Linked DNA regions of Homo sapiens: region 2 is linked to region 1. Evidence: chromatin contacts called from ENCODE Hi-C or POLR2A ChIA-PET data. All regions are on one chromosome and are shown on one strand. The core of a region is the stretch at or near the end of the contact, and the rest is flanking DNA. Distances in the headings are between cores, read along the strand shown.

Evidence for each region. A loop is a pair of places that touch in the nucleus more often than their neighbours do. ChIA-PET counts read pairs that join two places held with the same protein, here RNA polymerase II (POLR2A). Pooled maps may share reads with other maps.
Region 2: a loop to region 1 is called in a map of posterior cingulate gyrus, with 3 times the contacts of the local background. The contact joins the enhancer-like site here to the promoter of MVB12B in region 1. A Hi-C loop is called at or near these places in 33 of 168 maps with a recorded cell type or tissue (B cell, CD14-positive monocyte, CD4-positive, alpha-beta T cell and 23 more), 19 of 37 single-sample maps with no recorded cell type and 30 of 50 pooled maps. POLR2A ChIA-PET finds 5 or more read pairs at or near these places in 4 of 52 experiments (CD4-positive, alpha-beta T cell, CD4-positive, alpha-beta memory T cell, naive thymus-derived CD4-positive, alpha-beta T cell and 1 more).

Annotation. Positions count from the first base shown.
Region 1 is chr9:126,322,565-126,329,563 of GRCh38, forward strand. It overlaps MVB12B (multivesicular body subunit 12B), which reads left to right and starts at 4,265. Exons shown (of 10, transcript NM_033446.3): 1 at 4,265-4,446. The coding sequence starts at 4,366. RefSeq lists a silencer at 4,250-4,389 and an enhancer at 4,831-5,482.
Region 2 is chr9:126,487,274-126,494,272 of GRCh38, forward strand. The region is part of intron 9 of MVB12B (multivesicular body subunit 12B); the gene reads left to right. Among named protein-coding and RNA genes, the nearest start is that of NRON, 80 kb to the left of the region's middle. Within about 2 kb of position 3,023, at least 3 of the 41 ENCODE cell types and tissues checked have a DNase peak (open chromatin) inside an H3K27ac peak, as active enhancers do.

The DNA.
Region 1 (6,999 bases), core at 3,015-5,514:
CCTATTATTATTTGTTAATGATTGCTCTGGTTGCTACTTTCCATTGTTTGGGTAGGGCAAAGCCAGGAGACCAGTAAGGAAATTACTAGAGTGGTCTAGGCCAGAAAATATGGTTTGGAGTAGGGTGTATGAAATATACAAATTTGTATGCCTTATTTGTATACCTATATACAAATAGCTCAATAGATTAAAATGGATATTCCTATTATATACAATAGATGTATAATATACAATGGATATACCTATTTTTATAGGAATAGTTATTTAAAAATATACGCATTCTCAGCAAACTAACACAGGAACAGAAAACCAAGCACCACATGTTCTCACTCATAAGTGGGAGTTGAACAATGAGAACACATGGACACAGGGAGGGGAACATCACACACTGGGGCCTGTTGGGGTGTGGGAGGTAAGGGGAGGGAGAGCATTAGGATAAATGACTAACGCAAGCGGAGCTTAAAGCCTAGAGGACGGGTTGATGTGTGCCATGAACCACCATGGCACATGTATACCTGTGTAGCAAGCCTTCATGTTATGCACATGTATCCCAGAACTTAAAGTAAAAAAAAAACTATATCTACATCTATATCTATATCTATACACACAAATAGATCAATGGATAAAAACAAAGCATTTATAAACGGAACTTAATATATGACAAAAGTGTATATTCTTACACTAGTGGCCCATAGTTTCTTCTGAAGTTTTACATTATATTGTAATATTTGTTAGAGCAATATTTTCTCATTATTCTTCCATTTCAAAAATTTCATGGGTATTTCCTCATACTTATTTATCAAGATAAGTTTCTTGTTAGTTTTTTTTTGTTGTTGTTTGTTTGTTTGTTTCTGAGATAAGATCTTGCTCTGTTGCCTAGGCTGGAGTGCAGTGGCGTGATTATAGCCTACTGTAGCCTCAAATTCCTGGGTTCCAGCAATCCTCCCACCACAGCCTCCCAAGTAGCTGGGACCACAGGCACACACCACCATACCTGGCTCATTTAAAAAATCTTTTTAGAGACAGGGTCTCACTATGTTGCCCAGTCTAGTCGCAAACTCCTGGCCCCAAACAATCCTCCCACCTTGGCCTCCCAAAGTACTGGGATTACCAGCATGAGCCAACACACTCACGCCAATCAAGGTAAATTTTAAAATAATTTCATCATGTTCCATCTCACCTCACCCCTCAGATCATAGTGGTTTCTTGATCTGAATTTTACTAAATTTATAAAGTGAGTTGGGGAGACACAGCATCTTTGCACTGTTGAGACTTCCTGCCCAGGGATTTGTTATATTTTTCCGACTATTAAGATCTTCTTTTATGTCCCTCAGTCAGGTTTGTAGTTTTCTTTCCATGGACCTTCACATTTCTTGTTAAGCTTATGCCTAGTATATGCCTTATAGTATTCATTGCTAATGTGAATATGCTTTTTTTCCATCATACTTCCTAAATGGAAATAACTGGTATTTAGTGTTGTATTTGGAGGTCTCTGTAAGTAATACCTCCCTCCCTATTCTAAGTTTGGAACAAACTGGGGCATAGACACAGGAAAGAGACATAAGACAAAAATACTACCTTAATTTTTAATGAAGCTGACTGGAAAAAGTAGCTTTTGCTCTGTAGCTAAGTGGGCTTGCTATATTTCTCCCTGAATTGAGTAGATTTATTTGTGTAGTGGCGGGTGGTGCAGGAGAATAGTATCACTCTGTCCCTGAAACAGGTTCACTTAACCCACAGTGAGAGCGCATGGAAATATTTGCTCTCTGCAGTCAGCCAAATCCAAAAAGAGAACTCAGAAGCATCTATTCTTGTCCACTTTTTCCAAACTCACTCATCTTCCCTTAGAGTGGAGAGAGGCCAGAAGTCTTATTCTAATGGAAGTCCCTCTATATGGAAAAGAAGGCTTCTCCCTTCAATACCATAAGACAGGGTAAGGAAGAAAAAAAAGAATAATAATAATAATAATAATAATAATAATAAGAAGAAGAAGAAGAAGAAGAAGAAGGAAGGAGAAGGCTTCTCCCTTAACATTTAGGAAAACCATTGATTTTGGTGTTTATCTTATAACTGACCACCTTACCAAAGTCTCTATGATTTTTAGTTGATTTTTTTTATTTTTACTTTTTGGGAAACACTTAAATCATAAGCAAATAATGACAATTTTATCTCTTCCCTTCTAATATTTATATTTCTTATTTATTTTTCTTATCTTATTGCATTGGCTTTATTCTATAGCCATTATAGCAGGCATCCTTTTGACTGACTTACATGAGAATACCTTTAGTGTTTCACCATTAAATATGTTTGTTGATGGCTTCTGATAAACTTTGTCATGTTAAAAGTTTAAACTTTCTTCCTATAATAGTTTACTAAGAGTTTTTAGAAATTTATGGGTCATTAGTTTTGAAGTTTATAAAATACTTTTAAAGCATCTATCCCATTGATAATATCCTGTAATTTGTTTTCCTTTAACAATGCAATGCATTTACAAATTCCCTAATGTTGGATTTTTCTTGCGCCTCTGGAATAAATCTTGCTTGATCATGGTGGGTTTTCAGTTGCTTTAATAGTAAACTGGATTCAAATGGCTAAAATTGTATTTAATAGTTTTACGACTATTATATACTTAAATATATAGTGCAGATTCACATATTGAGGATTTATCAGTGAGCTTTAGAAGGTGGTCCTGGCTCAGATGAGTTTGGGAAATGCCAGGTTAAACAAACCAAACAGGTTTCTTTACTCCTGGACTTCACAGAGGCCTTCCTTAATATACGAATACTTATCGTGATTCTCCAAAAGGTACACTATAAACGGCATGCAGCACTTTCTCAAGTTGCCCACAGAAGCCCATTTTCAAAAAATAAATATTAAATTCTCTGGGGACTCGTGTTCTAGGTTAGTCATCTGCAGTTCTTTTTGGTATTGTCTGTTGGATTTTGGTATCAGGGTTATGCTAAACTTGGGAAATGAAATAAAAATTTTTGTTTCTTTTGTTTATTTTTTCCTGTGTAACAGTTTAAGTAACATAGGGATGATCTGTGCCCTGATGGGAGGATAAGGCTTGCTGTAAAGCCATCTGAACCCATGGCATTTCTGAGTAGTGAAGACACTGGGAATGCACACGTGCATGGCTTCCCTACAGGATGTTTCCCCCGACAGCCCATTCTGCTTGGCACCCTTCTCTTTAGGATCAAACAGCTATTATGGAAAAGCCTAGAATGTGTGAAAATGAGACTCAATGCATTAGCAAATCAATGCTGATCACTCCTGCATGGTCCTCAAGTCCTAACGAATGCTCCAGCCTCCTGGCAGGAAACCTTTCAAATCTTGCACACGCTGGCCTCTGCCTGGGGTGCCTGGCTGGGCGGTGTGGGGGGCATGGTTGGTTAAGGCGCAGAGTCCGCCTTTCCTACCAGCCACTCTAGCTGAGGGTCAAGCTCTGGACCCTCCCCCAACCATCCAGCTCCATTTTATCCTTGGCTTATGCCTTCCCCAAGTACTGCAGGGTAGGACTCCTGCTAAAAACTTCTTCTAGATGCTTGCCTGAGGCTGGCCCCATAAACCTGATTCTAGGCTTCTGGGGATAAATCATCTAACTAATATAAGAGAATTGCTAGGCAATTGGGGTTAGTTTGAGACGACTGGCTGAGCTCACCTTAGGTGAGCTGGGGGGTGGGGGAAGATGAGCTGAAGGATTCTAGGGTTCAGTGAAGCCTAGAATGGCTGGGTGGGCGGAGAGTCCTTAGAAGGGTCCAACTTCTAGCCTGAGGGCCTGGGGGCTTCCAGGGATCTGCAGCCGAGCGGAAGACCGGTCTTGCGTACAGCGAGGCCTACGAGAGCTAAGTGGGCTGAGGGTCCCTGGAAAAGACCAGCCTGGGGGCGGGGACCATCGATGCCCCAGGCTCTAGAGGCCGTGGGCTCCCGGGGGCCTGAGGCTGGACTGGGGTCGCCGGCGGGCTCGGGGAGGCCCGGGTGGGCGCACCGGGGCCCTGCCTGCGGCTGACGGGCTGGGTCGAGGGGGAGGCTGGGGAGGCGGGGTGCCGGCCGGGGCGGCGGCGCGGGCTCGGGACGCCAGGGCTCCCTCTCCCTCCTCCCGCCCGAGCCAGCCTCGGGCGCCGGGCGCCTCCCCCGATCCTGAACCAGCGCCAGCGCCGGGAGGCCCGGAGCCCGGCCCGCCGCCGCGGCCCGCGGAGGGAGCCGCCGCCGCCACTGCCGTTGTCGCCGCCGCCGCCAGGCCGCGCCCCGCCCCTCCGCCGCCGCCGCCGCCGCCGCCGCTCTCGGTGAGGCTCGCGCTCGAGCTGCGGCGCCGGCTCCTGCCGCCTGGGCCCCGGGCCCGGCCCCTCCCGCGCCGCCCGGGCGATGAGAAGCTGCTTCTGCGTGAGACGGAGCCGGGACCCGCCGCCGCCGCAGCCACCGCCGCCGCCGCCCCAGCGGGGAACAGTTAAGTGAGGCCCGGGCGCCGCGGAGGCTCGGCGGAGCCGGCCCTGCAGCCGGGAGGGCGGGCGGGCGGGCGCGGGCCCCCGGCCGAGGGGCGGGCGGACGGGAGGAGCCGGGCCGCGCCGAGGCCTGCGGGCTCCGTGCCCGGCCCGCGGCGGGGACAGGCCCGGGCGGCCTTTGCAGAGCCCCGAGCGCGCCGCGGCTGCCGGTGCCCGGGCTCGGCCTGGCGGCGAGAGGCGGGAGAAGCTGGGGGACCCGAGTGCCAGCAGCGCCCCCAAGGCCCGGGCAGGTGAGGGGCGCCGAGAGCCACCTCTGCCCGCGTGAGAGGGAGGCGGCCCACCTGGGCACAGACTGGGAACAGTCAATCGTTTGACCGGCCTGGCCTGGGGTCCTGCTCTCTCTGGTCACGTGGGTGCAGACCAACGTGCACCTGCCCCAGGAGCATCACTGCCTCTGTGACCTGGGCACAGCAGAGAGGACACCTAAACCCTCAGGCACCTGTCTGGAAGGTGACATGCCCAGCCTGGGTACCCGAGACCCAGAGCACCCATCCAGGAACATGGTGGGCACGTCGAGCACCCTACAGTGACTCCAACACCAGCGAGACGGGAGGAGCAGGGGCTGGGACAAGAGCTGAGGCATGGCACCAGGGGACATCACATCCTCAGAGGCAGGCACCAGGGAACGGGGTAGACCCAAGAGCATCTTTTGTCCTCTTTGTTACCAACACACAACTGTTCTAAATCAGCAGCCCTTCTCACCATGAAAGATGAGACTCTTCTGTTCCCTGCCCCTCAACACCTCTTGCACAAGGCACTGAGGAAGACCACAGGAGGGCAAAAGGCAAATGGTGGTTGCCCCTTCCCTGCTTCCTGCCCCCACCCAAGAACCAGAGCCCACTCCGATTGCTGCCACAAAAGCAGACAGCAGACCAGCTCCTCTTAGGGGCCTTTGTCTCTCGTGGTTCCTTCTCAGTATAATCTCATTGTACATTTCTCGACAGCTGGCTGGATCTCATCTCGTTTTAACAGGGCTGGGAAATCTTATCAGCGGCACCAGGAAAGCTTAGAGAGTTAAAAAATAAGCTCTGTGAAGCCTTGACTAACTGAAAAACTCAATGTGCTAGGATGTTTAGTTACAGTAGATGGTGACACCTTTCTTGCTTGTTAGAAATCATGTGGGGTCCTTGGAGATACTGTACCATGCTCAGAATCTTTAAATAGGGCCTCAGAGAGATGAGGCTTCTGCTTGGGACCCGGGCTCCAAGCCCCATGGGAAGCAGTTGACGTGGCGATTACTGGTTCATTTAAACCTAAACTTACCTTCTGTAATCCATATTTTTCATTCCTTCCTTCTAGGCTTTAGGTCACACTCCTAATTTAGGTTCAAGGCATTTTTCTTGCCCTGTCTCCATCCTGCTAGGGACCTTTTACCACTTCCAACTGGAATGTTGTGCCATGGTTATGTGCAGGGAGTTTAGAATTAGCCCTCAGCTTAAGTCTTGGCTTTCCTACTTACTTTGTGCCCTTGGACAAATTATTGAACTTTTCTGAGTTTCAGTTTCCTCATCTGTAGAGTGAAACTAATGATAGTATTCATCTCATGGGATTATGGCGTGATGTAAATGAAATTTTGCAAGAAAAGTCTAGCTCAGTGCCTGCTACATGGCAAGAAGTCAGTAAACGGTAGGGGTCATTATGAGAGGTTTGTTAACGGATGAATGAGAGGAGTAGCTTATTTATTTATTTTTAGAGTTTCTTTCTGTCTGCTTTTTTTTTGGTTTTTGTTTGTTTTTGAGACAGGGTCTCACTGTCACTCAGGCTGGAGTGCAGTGGTACCATCATGGCTCACTGCAGCCTTGAACTCCTGGACTCAAGCGATTCTCCCACCTCAGCCTCCCAAGTATAGGTGCCTGCCACCACGCTCGGCTGTTTTTTTAAATTATTATTATTTTTAGTAGAGTTGGGGTCTTGCTATGTTGCCCAAGCTGGTCTTGAACACCAGAGCTTAAGTAATCCTCCCACCTTGGCCTCCCAAATTCCTGGGATTACAGGCATGAGCCACCACGCCTGGCCTATTATTTAGTCTTCAACGGGACAACCAGGAAGTGATGGTATAGTAGAAAGAACACTGGACTTGGATTTAGGAGCTTGAGTTTGACTCTCAGGCTACCTCCTGGACCCCAGGTGACCCTAGGGGAGTCACAGAACCTTTCTGAATCCCCATTTCTGTAATGTAAAAGTGTCTTAAGAACAAAGCCTACCCCATAAAGCTAATCAGTCAAGAAGAGCTGAAGGAGCTAATGTATGTGACTGCACTTGGCACTGCAGGAGGTGGCGGTCCTCATGAAATTTAAGTGTGCGATTCAGCATCCAGCAGCAGATCATGGTGTTTTTTTCAGGTCCGATGTTTATACAGTTTGTTGCGGGGAGAGCATTAAGAAAAAGAATACAAGAATATCCTGTGTTTGTACATGTTACAGAACCACGCCACCATGTGAGCACACTGCTGGATGCCCTCTCAGGGCCTTGGAAGGGGTAAGGGAGAAGTGTAGTC
Region 2 (6,999 bases), core at 1,773-4,272, 160 kb after region 1:
CTGCTGGCTGCCACTGTCATCACAGCCACCACCGTCACCATCGTTACCGTTCTCCTTGTCCACAGAGAAGGGCGTGAGTCGGCACAGGCCCACCCATTCCACTGTCCCGCTGCTCTGTTGCTGGGGCTGAAAGCTCCATCCCTGTGGACCAAGGTCAGCTGTATTTCTTGGGTTTAGTGACGGGTTAAAAGAAAAACAGGTCTGGGCCAGGTGTGGTGGCTTACGCCTGTAATCCCAGCACTTTGGAAGGCTGAGGCAAGCAGATCACCTGAGGTCAGGAGTTTGAGACCAGCCTGGCCAACATGGTAAAACTTTGTCTCTGCTAAAAACACACACACAAAAATAGCCAGGCTTGGTGGAGCACACCTGTAGTCCCAGCTACTCAGGCGGCTGAAGCAGATAGAAATCACTTGAGCCCAGGAGACGGAGGTTGCAGTGAGCCGAGATTGCACCATTGCATTCCGGCCTGGGCCACAGGGCGAGACTCCGTCTCAAAAAAAAAAAAAAAAATAACAAAACAGGTCTGTATTTGCTATTGAAGTAAATTAAAGTCGATGTAAAGAAATGTGGGGGAATGGGGAGAGGTTAGAACCTTAAACAGGGTAGAAAACCATAACAAGTATCGCTGCAGTGGAGAGCTCCACAGAGTTTTTCATTTAACCTGAGGACTTAAAAGTTCCTTATACCAGCCATTGGCATGCACAGCCATTCGCGTAACGTTGATGTCCACACACTCTGGCCAACGGGCTCCTTCCGCAGCCGTGGCAAAGGCTTTTCTCCGTAAATAAACCTGAAGTTGCTTCTTTTAGCCACTGAACTCGGCATTGCTCGTGGGAGTTGGGGGCTCAGGGAGAAGTGGTGCCTGGAGCCAGAACGACTGGCTGTCACTCTTGGACTCTGCAGGTTTGGCCCTGGAGTGGGCTGTGTTCCCTGGGTCGGGATGAGTTTGATTTTGTGCCTTCCATTTATAACAGGTCTGGCTGCCCTTAGTGAGGGGCTTGGGGGTGGAGAAGTCTCTGCTCAGAATTTGCTTTGCTCACTGTAAACCTTTGTGTTTTATACCATTAAACCAAAAAAAAAAAAAAAAAAAAATAGAGTAAATACAAGTGGGAGACTGCTTTCAGGTTCAGGGGCATAGACCTTTGACCGTGCCTCCCGCTCGTCCAGAACATCTCCCCAGGCTCGCCCACGATTCCCAGACAGGGTGGAGAGCCTGGCATCCAGGGGGAGGCTGCTCTGTGCTGGGCAGGTGCTTCCCTTCAGGATCCCTCTGCACCACGTGGGAGGAAGGGGGGTCCACCCATTTACGGAAGTCTGGACTCAAGAAGTTAAGTGACTGGCCAGATTCCCACAGCAGCAACCCAGAGCTGAACAGGGGTCTGAGTGTGACCCTGGCTGAATACATGACCGTCTTCATCTACTGAAGAGTGGTCCCAACTTGAAGGGAAATAGAAGTGTGAGCCCTGAGGCAGCACTGTCCTGTCCTTCCAGAACTGCAGCCAGTGTCCCTCCTGCCAGCGTTAACTGTCCTCACCATGCCCTGCCTGAGGGATGTTTCTGAATCGAAGCCGAAGCACAGTTGCCACCATTCGGCTTCAGGGACGGTCACCCTCCAACAAACCGTGTGACCCTGTGTATTCTGAGCATGGAGGTTAGGGACATGGGCAGCCACAGGGAGCTCCCCAGAGCTAGCCAAGCAGAGCTGCCTCCACCCCCACAAGGACACAGATGGCCTGGCCTAGGAGCTGCCCAGCACTGATTGACAAACAGGGTGTCACTTGGTTGTGGGTGGGTGTCCCTCAGCCCCCAGCATCCTGAGGAGCCCCAGGGAGCATGCGCTCCTGGGCCCGGACAGCCAGGCTGCCCTGGAGAACTGGAAGGGGAATGAGCCCATTCAGATGCCGGTGTCTGCAGGGACCCTCATGGGCTGTGTAGGCAGTGGACAGGACACAGCCTCCCAGTGTGGATGCCTGGGGTAGGGGACAAATTTGCTGTATAGGCTTGGCCCTGGGGCATGTTCCCAGGCCCCCTCACCCCAAAGTGGAACACAGGCCTGCTCATCCCAGCCCAGCGTGCCACACAGCGCGGCAGTCAGGGCACCTGGCAGCTGGTGGAGCGTGGTTAGATGTAGCTGCCCTGCTCTTCACCAGGGTCTCCCCAAGAGTCGTGGTACCTGATGCACTTGGGTGAAATTTCATGAAAAATGCCCAAGGACGGTCATGTTTTAAAGTTAGAATCAGTGGATGCGCCATTGAGCAAATTTTGAAGGAAAGGATCTGTGGAAAGACAGAAAACCTCTCACGATTCAGACATGCTCCATGATGGCGCGGGTGGCTGAAAGTGAAGGAAGCCGTGATTCATAGAGAAATTCCAACTCAAACGCCGTCACCCTGCTGGCTCCCCATGACAGAGCAGTGGCCTTCTGCCTGGCCATCTTCCAGCAGCCATGTGCTCCTGCCACCTCCGTCACCTCGCACCCAGAGCAGGGGCTTTGCTGTCCTCCCAGGGCCCGCATACATGAGTCCCAGGCATGAGGAAGTGAATTTTTACCTCATCGTCCCTCAGCCAGGGAGGTGACCAGGGGCTGGTCAGTGGCAGCCTCGTGGCCACCGTGGGCAGTTTTCTTGTCCCGGCCCCACCTGTCCGTGCCTTGTCCCCTCCCCTCCAGTTTGGCTCTGCAGGAGGGCAGTGGGTGACCCGGTGGGGCTGTTGTCCCAGTGAAGCCCTTACGGTTCTCCAGACAAAAGGCTGTCTGTGTCCCAGAGCCTGGAAAGTGTAATTTCGCAGCCAGCGCCCATGATGAAGCATCTTCTCTGGGCGTGAGGAGATGGGTGTATAAATATTCTCTGTCTCTGCCGCTCTTTATTTCCCTGGTAAGCAGTTGCCCCATTTCTCTAGCTGATGGATTCCCCATCGCAACCAGGGTGGGAGCTGCCTGGCTCTGCAGTCCAGGCGGGAGCTTCTAAAATAATCCTCATGTCTTGATTACCTGTGTATCCTCCCTCCCCACCCACGGTCCCGCCCTGGCATCCGTGGAAGACCTCACCATCCCGGTCAGGAGGCAGCAGCCTTGGGTGTAGGTTTCATGCTGTGTGCTTAACTACCCGCAAGCCTTGTGAGAACAGGAGTGAACCATTCCTGTAATGACAGGGCACCGGGCAGTGGAGAAGTCCGGAGCGACTTCCAGCCCCATGCGGAGCCGTTTCTATCAGCTGCCAACCTCAGCAGAAACCACAGTGCTCCCCGTTCCCTTCCAGGAGTGCCACCATCAAAACCGCGGCGGAGGAAGCACACATTAGCCTGCCGCACTCCTGGCGGAGCAACAGCCTCCATTTTCATTCGACTTTAAAGCCGAAAGATGAGGGAGGGTCTAATTAGTAAAGGGATGCTCTAATATTAATCACCCGCTTAAAATTGACAAGGGAGGCAGTTCATTTAACCACTTAATTGCCACAGGTTTTTATGGGCTGCTGTTTGCAGACATATTTAATGAAGAAGTTATAAATCTAAGGGAGCTTACAGTTTTAATTTTATACCTAAATATTTTCCTTGTTCTCATGTTTGTAGTCAGTCCTCAAGAGTGTAGTCACGTGGAATGTTCTTTAAATGAACATATTTGCTAACTGGCGTGATTTCAGTTTTTAAAACACTGGTTCCAGCAATTAGGCATTTTTTTCAGTTCCCAAATGACTAGAGAAATCCGTCTTGATTATAATTGCTCTTAGCCACGCATATCTAATTTGTGTCTTTTTAAGTGTTAATTAGTAAACAGTTTGAGCTGACATCTTTATGTGTTTGTGCGTTGAAAAATGGGGCTTATTGCTTATTTAGCTTGGGGCCGATTCCACTAGCATTTACGTCACGACACTGAGGTGGAATTAATGAAAATGCATTTGGCAGCATGAGGTGAAAAGGATTTTTGAATTCAACTTTTAGACGTCCGCATTGCGTGGGCTTCTGCGGGTCTCTTCAAATATACGAGGTTAGCGTAGATTTGGGACCTATGTCCCGCAGGAATAAAGTGAAGCAGATTTTTGTATCAATAATGAAATGGCAGCGTCCCAATTTTATAAAAGCAAAATGTTCCTATTCCCGCACAATTGTTCATTCTTTCTACTTTTGGAAAGCTTTCCTGGTGCTTATTAGATGTTGAAGAATTTTGTGGCGCGAACTGGTGCAGCCTGAAAAATGTGCGGTCCCTTTGCACCATCTAGTGGTAGGATCTTAAACTGCAGCAGGAAATAAGGTGCCTTTTCTCTGCCTATGAGATTCAATATTTCACCGCCCAGAATCCTTGTTATTTCTTTATTTTTCTGTTAGAAAGCTGAAATGTTTGGGGAAATAAATCTGCCTACTTCAGATATTAAAAGTTAGATAAATAAAAAGAAACCAACCTAGTCTGCTCCCTTTAATATATTGCTAAAAGACACAAAACTATCACCCAAATTCCTACAGAGCTGTCACACTGAGCTAATTCCAGCCCAAAACAAAGAAACCTAACGAATTAGTAAAGTAGATGCCTTGCAGAAATCATGAGAGAAGTCTGAGGCTTCTTTTCAAATACAGGATATAGCTTGGGACCACCGCTTCATAGACTCTACAAGCGTCTGACCACAGCGCAGGAATCAGTTTTATGCCACAGACAAGATTAATTATCTTCCCATAAATTGTTGAGGTTCTTTTGGGCAGTTTATCATTCTAAGCAGCTCCCCTGCCGATCAAAATTGATTTTTTAAATATTTAGTGTTTCCTGAGTACCAAGGTTGTCCATGTTTATAAAAATGCAAACATTACAGGAACATGTAAAAGGTGAACCTCCCCCTCCGTCCACTCCTGCGGCACGTGCACACACACACACACACACGCTCAGCAGGCTCATGCAGTACTGCCGGCTGCGACCTGCCTCTGTACTATCTAGTATGTCTTACACGTCTTCGCATGTTCCTTTACAGATCAGCCTTACCCTTTTTAATGACTATATGTTGTTCCCTTTTATGATTATGCCATAATTTATCTAACCAATCCACTATTGACTGACTTTTGAGGTGCTTCCAATTATTCACAATTACACCGCTGCAATAGATTTCCTTGTACATGTTGCCTGGCTCGCCTGGGTCTTTCCCTGGAAGAGGATGTATGTTACCATTTGCCTTTTGAACAGGGCGGGGCTATTGGAAGTCCCACCAGTGGTGCCTGAGGGGACCTTTCCTCACATCCTTATTCTAGCTAAGACTCACTGGGACCTTAATGTGCCCCTCCATTTAATTTTTAATCTCTGCTTATTTTGGCCAGGTGCAGTGGCTCACGCCTGTAATCCTCACACTTTGGGAGGCCAAGGTGGGAGGATCACTTGGGCCTAGGAGTTTGAAACTAGGCTGGACAACATAGCACCACCCCATCGCTACAAAAATAAAAAAATTATCCAGGCACAGTGGCTCATGCCTTTCTTCCCAGCTACTCAGGAGGAGGCTGATGTGGGAGGATCACTTGAGCCCAGGAAGTTGAGGCTGCAGTGAGCTATGATTGTGCCACTGCACTCCAGCCTGGGTGACAGAGAGAGACCCTGTCTCTTAAAACAAAAAACAATTTGGCCACTCTTCAAGTTGAACAACTTTTCAGGTGCTTATGAGCCACTGTGTTCTCACGCGAGCGTCTTCTGCTCGCTCTCTGCTCAGTTGTTTTCTATCAGCTTCTGTAGCTTTTGCATTGATTTTAAAGAGCTCTTTACGTTTTAAAGAGAGCAAACTTTTCTCTATGAGTTCAAATACACACACTTTAATCAGTGTCTTTTCAGCTTGTAAATGATGTGTTCTGCTATACAAAAGTTTCAAAATGTTCGTGGGCAATTTTCTCTGTTTATTTGGGCTTTGTGTCATAGTTAGATTATGAAAACATTCACCCCTGTTTTCCCTTATTATTTTATATATTAAAATATTAAATACTTTTCAACTACTTAATCCATCTGAAATTTATTAGAAGGTAAGAACTACAGACAGCTTTATTTTACCCTAAAACATTAGCCGGTTTTCTTAATGTTGGCGATCTTTCTTTGACTCTTAAATGCCACTTTTATCATATGTAAGTGGATCAGTGGATGTTTTTCTTGATTCCGTTCTGCTCTGTTATTCTATTTTTATATTAGTACCACACTATTCTGAATCTTATCGCTTTATAGTAAGTTTTAATATAGGTTAGGGTTAGTTCTCTCTTTTTTCCCCCAGAACTTTACTAATTTTACTCACAGGACTATTCTTCCAGTTGAACTTTAGAATCTTGGGGGCGAAGGAAGTTCCGAAAAGCCCACTCTCGATTTTTATTGGAACTGCATTGAGCACATGGTTGAACAGAATAGTAATCGGAATCTTAGATCAAGCGTCTCTCCATCCAGAAACAAGGGATGCCTCTTGTAAGCCCAGGTCTTGGTCCTTTCTCTTTAGGTCATTCCTAGGTGCTTTCTGTCTTTGTGGTTCTTGTGAACGAGATCTTTTTTCTCATTCTATTTTCTGCCACTTATATGTAAAGCAACCATTGACTTTTGTGTAATATTTCTGGAGCTAGATATCCCTCTGGCTTCTTTTACTGTTTCTGATGGCTTTCCAGCTGCATTTCATCGGTTCCCCAGGCAGGCAGTTACGTCGCCTGTGAATGCTGAGGCCTCCATCCTGGCAAGGTCGTTCCTCTTCCTGTGTGCCATTGTCCGACACCTCGGCAGGGACTTGCAGGTCCCCAGGCCTCCTTATGTCATCCGTATTTTAAATGGAAGTTTGTAGTTTCAATATTAACCCATAGTGCTGCGTTTTGACTTGCTATTTATAGACATTGTTTTTTTTTTCCTTCATGTTAAAGTGTTAGCCATCTATTTCTGTTTTCCTAAATGTTTTTATCAGAAATGGATGGTGGCTTTTGACAAATATCTTTGAATCATCCATTGAGATGATCATATTTTTTCTCCCCAAGCATATTAATACGGTGGATTGTATTAATAGAGTTCCTAATTCC